Regions from separate parts of the Homo sapiens genome. Here all the other regions are linked to region 1. A link is a contact called in ENCODE Hi-C or POLR2A ChIA-PET data. All regions are on one chromosome and are shown on one strand. Each heading gives the region's core, a stretch centred on a gene start or an enhancer-like site at or near the end of the contact. The rest is flanking DNA. Distances are from core to core; before and after follow the strand shown.

The links. Hi-C counts contacts between places; a loop is a spot of excess contacts on that map. ChIA-PET counts read pairs that join two places held with the same protein, here RNA polymerase II (POLR2A). Pooled maps may share reads with other maps.
Region 2: a map of K562 shows a loop between it and region 1 (2.9-fold over the local background). The contact joins the promoter of PRAME here to the promoter of MAPK1 in region 1. A Hi-C loop is called at or near these places in 1 of 168 maps with a recorded cell type or tissue (K562). POLR2A ChIA-PET finds 5 or more read pairs at or near these places in 1 of 52 experiments (K562).
Region 3: a pooled map shows a loop between it and region 1 (4-fold over the local background). The contact joins the promoter of LZTR1 here to the promoter of MAPK1 in region 1. A Hi-C loop is called at or near these places in 2 of 50 pooled maps. POLR2A ChIA-PET finds 5 or more read pairs at or near these places in 2 of 52 experiments (WTC11 and activated CD4-positive, alpha-beta T cell).

The regions. Positions count from the first base shown.
Region 1 is chr22:21,866,395-21,869,094 of GRCh38, forward strand. MAPK1 (mitogen-activated protein kinase 1) reads right to left here and starts at 1,251. Exons shown (of 9, transcript NM_002745.5): 1 at 928-1,251. The coding sequence starts at 1,046. RefSeq lists a silencer at 1,182-1,421.
Region 2 is chr22:22,557,990-22,560,689 of GRCh38, forward strand. It overlaps PRAME (PRAME nuclear receptor transcriptional regulator), which reads right to left and starts at 1,276. Exons shown (of 6, transcript NM_206956.3): 1 at 982-1,276. LL22NC03-63E9.3 (a long non-coding RNA gene) reads left to right here and starts at 1,354. Exons shown (of 3, transcript NR_027426.2): 1 at 1,354-1,418. It also overlaps IGL. RefSeq lists an enhancer at 1,193-1,487.
Region 3 is chr22:20,980,968-20,983,667 of GRCh38, forward strand. LZTR1 (leucine zipper like post translational regulator 1) reads left to right here and starts at 1,330. Exons shown (of 21, transcript NM_006767.4): 1 at 1,330-1,604; 2 at 2,060-2,122. The coding sequence starts at 1,405. AIFM3 (AIF family member 3) reads left to right here. Exons shown (of 21, transcript NM_001386814.1): 21 at 25-391. The coding sequence ends at 64. RefSeq lists enhancers at 778-857, 908-1,007 and a silencer at 1,398-1,527.

The sequences.
Region 1 (2,700 bases), core at 1-2,500:
AAAAAAAACCGTCACTATCATTTCACTTTTCTAAGGGACCTGAATCAAGATGAGGGAGTCTACGTGTGATTCTGCAAGAACTCCATTAAGGCTGCATACATAATGACCACTAAATCATTAACAGGAGTCCATAGCAATTGGGCTAAAACATCTGGGAGCATTTATGCTGGTAAAAGAGCTCACTTGGGGGCTAAAAAAAAAGTCAAATTAGGCCCAACTCTAAACGGATCTTTAACAAATCAAGAGAGTAATGTTAGTTTATCCTTCCTGAAACGCCAGCAGTACGATATTAAAATCCACTTAGAAGTAAAAACTTCAAGACGGAAATATGCCACCAACACTGGCGTCAGTAATCCATTTTAGAAAGCCTGCGCGGAGACCACCATTAGCACCGCTGAGGATATTTAATGAAAGCCGTTGGCTGCAAACAGAGGCGAAGAGAGAAAAACGATTATTTCGGTGTTCTGCACACACGCGGAGGCAAAACGCTTTCAGGACCTCAGCAGCCACCGCCGCCAACACCGACAAGCATCTGATGGAATTCACAGTTTTACAATCGAAAGTCCAAAAGAAGGCCATGATACTAGCAAATTGAGGGGTGGGGACCCTTCCGTTGCCTTCCCGAGGGTCCAGACTTTAAAGGCCGCGCTGCGCCCGGGGCCAAGGGTCCACTAGTACCGGCCTACGCCCCCCGCGCCACTCCCTGAGCCCCTTCCCGAGCGACCGAAGGCCCGGGAACCGCGAGCAACAACACCTAAACCTCAACCGGCCCGGGGCCGCGCCCGAGCCCTGGCGCGCGGACCGCGGTGAAGTCCGGGTTCGAGGTCGCCGCGGCGCCTGAGGCCGAGGCGCGGGCGAGGCCGAGGCTGCGTCCGCTGCGGCCCCGGGCGGTGGGGGGGCCGGGCGTGGCCGGTCGCGGACACTCACCACACCATGCCGTAGGCGCCCTCGCCGATGTACGAGAGGTTGGTGTAGCGCGGCCCCACGTCGAACACCTGCCCGCGGACCATCTCCGGGCCCGCGCCCGCCGCCGCCGCCGCCGCCATGTTGGCTGCCGGGCCGCCGCCGCCTCCGCCGCGCTGAGCTCGACGCTCGGCGGCCGCCGCTCAGCTCTTGTCGCCCCTCCCGCAGGGACTGCGCCGCCGCCGGTGCAGCCGCCGACGCTGACCGGGAGGAGGAAGGAAGACGCCGAGCGGGAGAGCTGAAGAGCCGACAGCCACTCGGACCGATTGCCTGCCTGCCTGCCAGACTGACGGGCGGGCCGGCGGGCGGGCGGAGGGAGGGGCGCGCGCCGAGGAGGGTGCCGGGGCGGGGACAAGAAGTGTGCATGCGGATTGGTTCCTCGCGGCTGGGGGCGGGGCCGCGCGGGCCGGCGGAAGCGGCGGGCTTCGGGAGGGGCACTGCGACGGCGTTGACTGAGGGGGCGCCACTAGGCGCGGTCACGTGCATTCGCGGTGCATTCGCGGGGGCGTCGGTGCGGGTCGCGTCTCTTAAGACACCCAGGGAGACAGACGTGGGGCAGAACTCATGGGCTGAAGTGAGAGATGGCTGGGGCCCAGGCGAGCGACCGAGCAGGGTCCGAACAGAGCCAGCGAGGGACCCCGGGCTGTGCTTGAGGCCCGACGACGCGCCATATCCCGGCAGCGCCGCAGCTCAGGCCTCTGCGAATCTGTGGTCCACACGCTGATAAACTTAGAGGCCTCTGCACTGGGGCAGAAACCGAAAGGCATGACCCAGACCGAGAAAGATATTTGCATACTGAGAAAGTGTGAAACACAATTGTCGAGACTAAAAGGAGACACTGAGAGGATACGCCAATCAGGTTAGTTCAGATGTTTGTTGAGCACACTCCATGTTCCTGGGGATCCACCCTTATAGAAGTTACCTTTTAGAGAGAGGAGACAGACAAATACGTGTAATGCTCAAGTTGTGATAAGTACGATGAAGAAGTACAAAGCAGAAGGGAGGGCGCGGTGTCTCACGCCTATCATCCCAGCACTTTGGGAGGCCGAGGCGGGCGGATCACTTGAGGTCAGGAGTTTGAGACCAGGTCTCTACTAAAAATACAAAAATTAAGTCCGGGCGAGGTGGCTCACGCCTGTAATCCTAGCACTTTGGGAGGCCGAGGCGGGCGGATCACGAGGTCAGGAGTTCAAGACCAGCCTGGCCAACATGGCGAAACCCTGTCTCTACTAAAAATACAAAAATTAGCCGGGCGCAGTGGTGGGCGCCTGTCATCCCAGCTACTTGGGAGGCTGAGGCAGGAGGACAAAGCAGAGAGTAAGGGATTAGGGGGTGGTGGGTCGAAACACATGAGAGATACATTTGCGTTCAGAGACAGACCGAGATTGGTACAGATAGGCAGAAATGCTGACAGAGCAGGTAATGAAATAGAAATGCAAAGATAGAGTCACTAAAACCAAAACATCGAGGTTTAGAGAAAAAGAGACACACCAGGTTAAGAAACAGTCACAAACAACAGAGGTTGAAAAAATAAAAATTAGAGTCCTGAAGCAGGTGGATACCAAGGAAAGCTAAGACAACGAGACGGACAATGACCCAGGCACTGCTTCTGAACCTTTTCCCCTGCCATGTTTGGAGGGAGAAGGAAGAGCGGCAGACCCTATATCCTCTTTGTTCAACTCTTCCAAGTTTAAAACCATCAACTCTTGACTTCTAGACATCAACAAAGATTAATTA
Region 2 (2,700 bases), core at 26-2,525, 690 kb after region 1:
GGCATGGGGGAAGGAAGACAGGGTGGGGGAGGGGTGGGCATGGGGAAAGGGAGACAGGGTGGGGGAGGGGTGGGCATGGGGGAAGGGAGACAGGGTGGGGGAGGGGTGGGCATGCGGGAAGGGAGACAGGGTGGGGAACCGAGAAGAAAGACAGTGGGGGGGGATGGAGGAAGGAACACAGGGTGGGGTGGGGGGTCGGGATGGGGGAAGGGAAACAAAGAGTGGTGGAGGCGTGGGGATTAGGAACGGAGACAGAGGGTGGGGGAGGGGTGGGGTGGGGGAAGGGAGACAGGGTGGGGGAGGGGTGAGGATGGCGGAAGGTAGACAAGGCGGGGGAGGGGTGGGGATGGGGGAAGGGAGACAGAAGGGGGGGAGGGGTGGGGATGGGGGAAGGGAGACAGAAGGCGGGCCAGGGCGGGAATGGGGGAAGGGAAACAGGGTGGGGGTGGGGATGAGAGAAGACAGAGGTTGGGGGAGGGGTGGGGATGTGTAAGAAAAACAAAGGGTTGGGGAGGGGGAGGGAAAAGAGGCAGAGAGTGGGGGAGGGGGTGGGGATGTGGAAAGAAAGTCAGAAGGTGGGGGGTGAGGGGTGGGGATGGGTGAATACGTGATGGCTGCGGCCTTTCCCACCAGACAGTAGGGTGGGGGCAGGGTGGAAAAAGGGGGTGCGGTGGGCGAATGGAGAGGCAGTGGGGAGGCGGGGGGCTGACTGGGAGTGTGGGACGGGGTGTTCTGGGATCACGGAGACGTCCAAGTCTGGACTCTGTCCTGGGTCTGTGCTTCTGGCGACCTCCCTTTTCTTCAGTGGGATGCGGGGTGCAGGGGCCGGTTCCAGGGTCCCCTGAGCTCAAGTTCTCGCCCCACCCCGCCCCGCAAGTCTAGAAAAGATGCCCCTGGCCTTGGCTGGGTAATCTCTGGATTTACCTACTTCTGTAACCCCCCGGGCTGAAGAGACCACCCCCCGGGATTCAATTAACTTACTCTCTGGAGCGCGCGTTCCTCCCTGCTCCCGGGAGTCGGTTTCCCAGAACTTTCTGAGGCCCGCGCATGCTCCCCTCGACTCCCCGTGTTTCCACTCTCCACAGAAATCCACGCATTCACGCCCCTCCCCTCCCCCGAGCCTGCAGAGGACTCCGCCCTGCTTTCCCTACATTCAGGGCTGCTCCTTTTGTCGCCAATACAGACCTGTTGACAGGTCACGCCTGGGAAGCGGGTGGGGTGTCCCGGAGCGGTGCTGAGGCGCTGCAGGCCCGGCTTCTGGCTGCGGGGGAGCTGTACCCTGAAGCCTCGCCGGAACTCGCGTCTGGGGCCAGCAGGGGGCACTAGAGTCAACAGGGACTGTATGCAAAACCCACTTCCTCCCAGGCCCTCTAGGGGGATGGTCAGGCTTCTGCAGAGATGGGGAGGATCCTTTCCTGGTAAGGGGAGAGGGACGGGCTAGGAGCCAAGCGGAAGGACCCCGTGTTCAAGGCCCTTCAAGGGACGGGACAGGCGAGGAATCTCTTTGAGTCTTTTGAATTGTTTTATCAGTCAGGCCTGGGAAGTACTCCGCCTCCACAAACTCTGTTTTCCTGAAAGGGGTCGGGGGGGGGGACCCCAACATCTCCTGCCACAGGCTATGATGGGCATGGTGGCTAAGAGCAACAGGCCGCGTGGTGAGGCTGGCTTTTTGTGGCTCTGCCCTGCCATTCCCCGAGGCATCCCCATGCCAGTGAACAGAGCTGCGGGTTCCCAGCTGCACAGATGAATGCACGAACAAAACATAGGTCCATGCAAAGGAAGTCATTGCATTGATCCAGATTCGACCTGGGATTGTCGCATAAAACAGGGCTGATAAAAACCGTTGTGTTTTCACCTTCGAAACAGAGACTCAGCCTCCCCCTCTCTGCTTGAGGCATTCAGCAAAGGTTCGTCCTTGAGTGGCTGTGGATGCTCAAGGACTTACGATTTCTGACTTTATAAAGTTTAGGGTGAAAACAAAAAACAAAATAAGAAGACCATTGTTTTAAAGTGGCCGTTGTAGCTAATTATCTCAAGAAAGCAAACAGGCTGGTACTGAAAGTTACACAGGCGGGCGGCTCCCTGGGAGGGTTGCCCAGCTCTCCTTTTCTGAGACCTGAGCAGGGAGCAGCCAGAGGAGCTTGAAGGGATGGTGTTCAGGGCATGGGAACAGGCTGCACACATCTTCACGGAGTACGGTGCTTGTCCAGTTTGAGAAGGGAAAGAAACTGGGGCAGAGGGCTGATGAGAAGGCAGCAGATGGATAGTGCGGGATTGAAAAGGGGATCCATTTGAAGACTGGCCACCATTATTTATTTTCATCATCTGATTGCTGTTGCTCCATTGAGATCGATGCGTGGAGAACAAGTTGGGGAGTGGAACAAATGGCAGGGAGGGGAGAGAAGTGAGTGAACATGACCCTGGTCCAGCCTCATAGGACAGAGCGTGGTCATGAAGTCCACAGAGGAGGACAGGTAGGGAGGAATCATGGCATGGCCAGGTTGTAGGGCAAGAGGCAGAGAGGAGAGAGGATTGTGGAGGATGCCTGCGGAGTGCCGACTGTCAGTCGAGGCTGGTCCTTTATTTATTTATTTTTTTTTTTGAGACGGAGTCTCGCTCTTGCCCAGGCTGGAGTGCAGTGGCGCGATCTCGGCTCACTGCAAGCTCCGCCTCCCGGGTTCATGCCATTCTCTCGCCTCA
Region 3 (2,700 bases), core at 80-2,579, 890 kb before region 1:
CCCCTCCTCCCCTCACTCCTGCAGGACTGGCGACATGTCCTGGCTTACGGGGAAAGGATCCTGAGCTCACATGCAGTAGACTTGGGCAGGCAAAGGGGGCACCAAGGGCACAGGCCAAGCCTTGGGGGCAGGTGCCAATCTCCAGTCCCAGGATCCCCCAGGGCAGAACCTGAGCCCTCCCAGTGCTTGCCTTCAGCCACCTGGCTCCCCTCCTGGGAGGCCTCTGCTGGATCCAGAAGATGCTCAACCCTCAAGGCCTCTGCTGCCACTGACAGCTGGCACTGGAGGCAGGACAAGCCCTGCCTCTTCTCCCTCTATTGGGACTGGTCCCCTGAAGAACCCTGCAACACGTTAAACATTACCGTAAAATTAAAACGCACAAATTTGCAGATCTGTATGACTCCCAGTGTAATTGGGCCAATAGGCACAGGACCAGACCACAGGGAAACAGGCACAATCACAGAATGCCAGGTGCCACACCAAGGAAATTTGGCCTGTGAACGCCCAGAGGAGGTAGCAACTAATTCTGCGCCCCAAGCCCTCCCACATCCCTCTCCCCCTCTGCGATCAGCGAACGCTTTTTGCTTTTGGCTCTGAGTTTTGAAGGAAGGGTATTCCAGGTAGAAGGGACAACATGCCCAAAGGTCTTGAGATAGTAAATGCTCCTTCAGAGGTGGCTCATGCTTGACACTTTGGGGCATTTGCCCACTTAGGGCTGTGGGAGCTGTGTCCTGAGACAGACCCCATGCTTTTCATAGCCGGAGCATTCTCAATCCCCATGTCGGAGGTGAAGGAGCTGAGGCCCTGCTAAGTAGGAATGAGAATCCAGAGGCTCCTCGCCGGGCTGCCTCTCAGTCAGTAAGAAAGCCAAGGGGAGAGGGGAGTTGCTGGGGGTCAGGGCTGAGGGCGCTAGCAGGAAAGGGAGCGTTGAGCCGCCTGCAGAGGCCGCTGCGAGCCCGGAACCCTCCATGGGGGATCCCGGCAGCGGCAGACGATCCAGGCCGGAGCCACGCGCAGACCCAGGGCATGCCGGGAACTGCGAGCCGGCCGCGGGTCTTCGGGCTGCGTGGGCCTGGGAGGCGCCGGGAAGAGCAGTCGCGACGGGGCTAGGGACGACACACTGCATTCACTGGAAGGGACAACGCAGCGCCAGTACATAGCCTGAAACGCTCCCCAGAAGGTCCCACGCTCGCCGCGCGGTCGACAACCGCATCCTGCGCTCGCCCGCGGTGTCTCGGCAAGCGGTAGGCTTGTCGGGAAGAGCTGGAGGGCGCAAGTGCGGCGCTGGCCGGACGTGCCGCACCGTCAGCGCAGGGCTCGCCGGGAAATGTGGTTTCTCCAGCCGGCCCGGGGCGGTGGCCGCAAGTTGGGCTTACAGCGCGGCCGATCCGGCGTGGACCCGGGATGGCTGGACCGGGCAGCACGGGGGGGCAGATCGGGGCTGCGGCCCTGGCAGGCGGCGCGCGGTCCAAGGTAGCCCCGAGCGTGGACTTCGACCATAGCTGCTCGGACAGTGTCGAGTACCTGACGCTCAACTTCGGGCCCTTCGAAACAGTGCATCGCTGGCGGCGCCTCCCGCCCTGCGACGAGTTCGTGGGTGCCCGGTACGGTGGGCTTCATGGGGTCCTGAGGACAGGAAGGGCGATCTGCGAGGGTCCCAGGGCGGGTCCAGGGGCGAAGCCGGGGGGTGGTGTCCTGGGGTAGGATCTGGTAATGAGGTGGATGGTGCTGTACAGGACGCTGTTCAGGGCAGGGGAGAGGGTTCCGAGGGAGTCCCAGAGCCCGATGTCCCGGGACAGGGTACTGGAACTAAGTTGTGTTTGTGGATATTGGGCTGGGGTCCCAGGTGCTCTGAGGTGGGGTGAGGAGTCCAGAGAGTCCTGGAGCCGTGTCAGGGGTCCTCACTTGCAGGATGATTGGTGTTATCTTAGAAGATGATGGATCTTAGCAGTTGAGAGGTGATACCTAACTTCCGTGGCAGCTCTCCTGCTTAGTCCCATTCCTTGGGTGCCCCCCAGGAGGGTCCTGTCCTTACCGCCCTCCACTCCTTTCTTTCCAGGCGCAGCAAGCACACAGTGGTGGCCTATAAAGATGCCATTTATGTATTTGGTGGAGACAATGGGTGAGTGAGTCTCAGCATCAGTGTTTGGACCAGGTAGGGAGAAGTACTGTGGTCAGGGACTGGGCCTGTCCAGCTCCATTACTGTCCTTTCAGATGCTAGCTGGTGCCTCTAAGCTTCAGTTTCCCCATCTGTGAGATTCCTTGCACTCACCTCCCTGGTCGTGGTGAGGATTAAATGAGATCCTGCACTCATGGTCCTCAGCACAGCTTCCAGTGGGTGGCACATGCTCAGTATGTGGAAATGTCCCTCTTCTGAGTAGATGCAGCCTTGAAAGAAACACAACCACCCTTGCGGCCAGCCCTGCCAGGCACTTTTCTTTCCCTGTGCCTCATCGGTATGGAGGACACAGTTTTATTTATTTCATGCATTTTTCACTTTTTGTGGGGGTTTTCCCAAATTGCTCCAAACATCAGGCAACAACGTGATGTTTTGTTGGTGGGCACACCTCCTTTCACATAAACTGTCTCCACTTAAGTTGTGGCTGGTTTCCTTATGCAGAGGGTGGAGTATTTGCACATGACTAGTTGTGTCCATGTGTCCTAGCCCTGCCTCTCAGCCCCAGGAACTAGCATGAAGC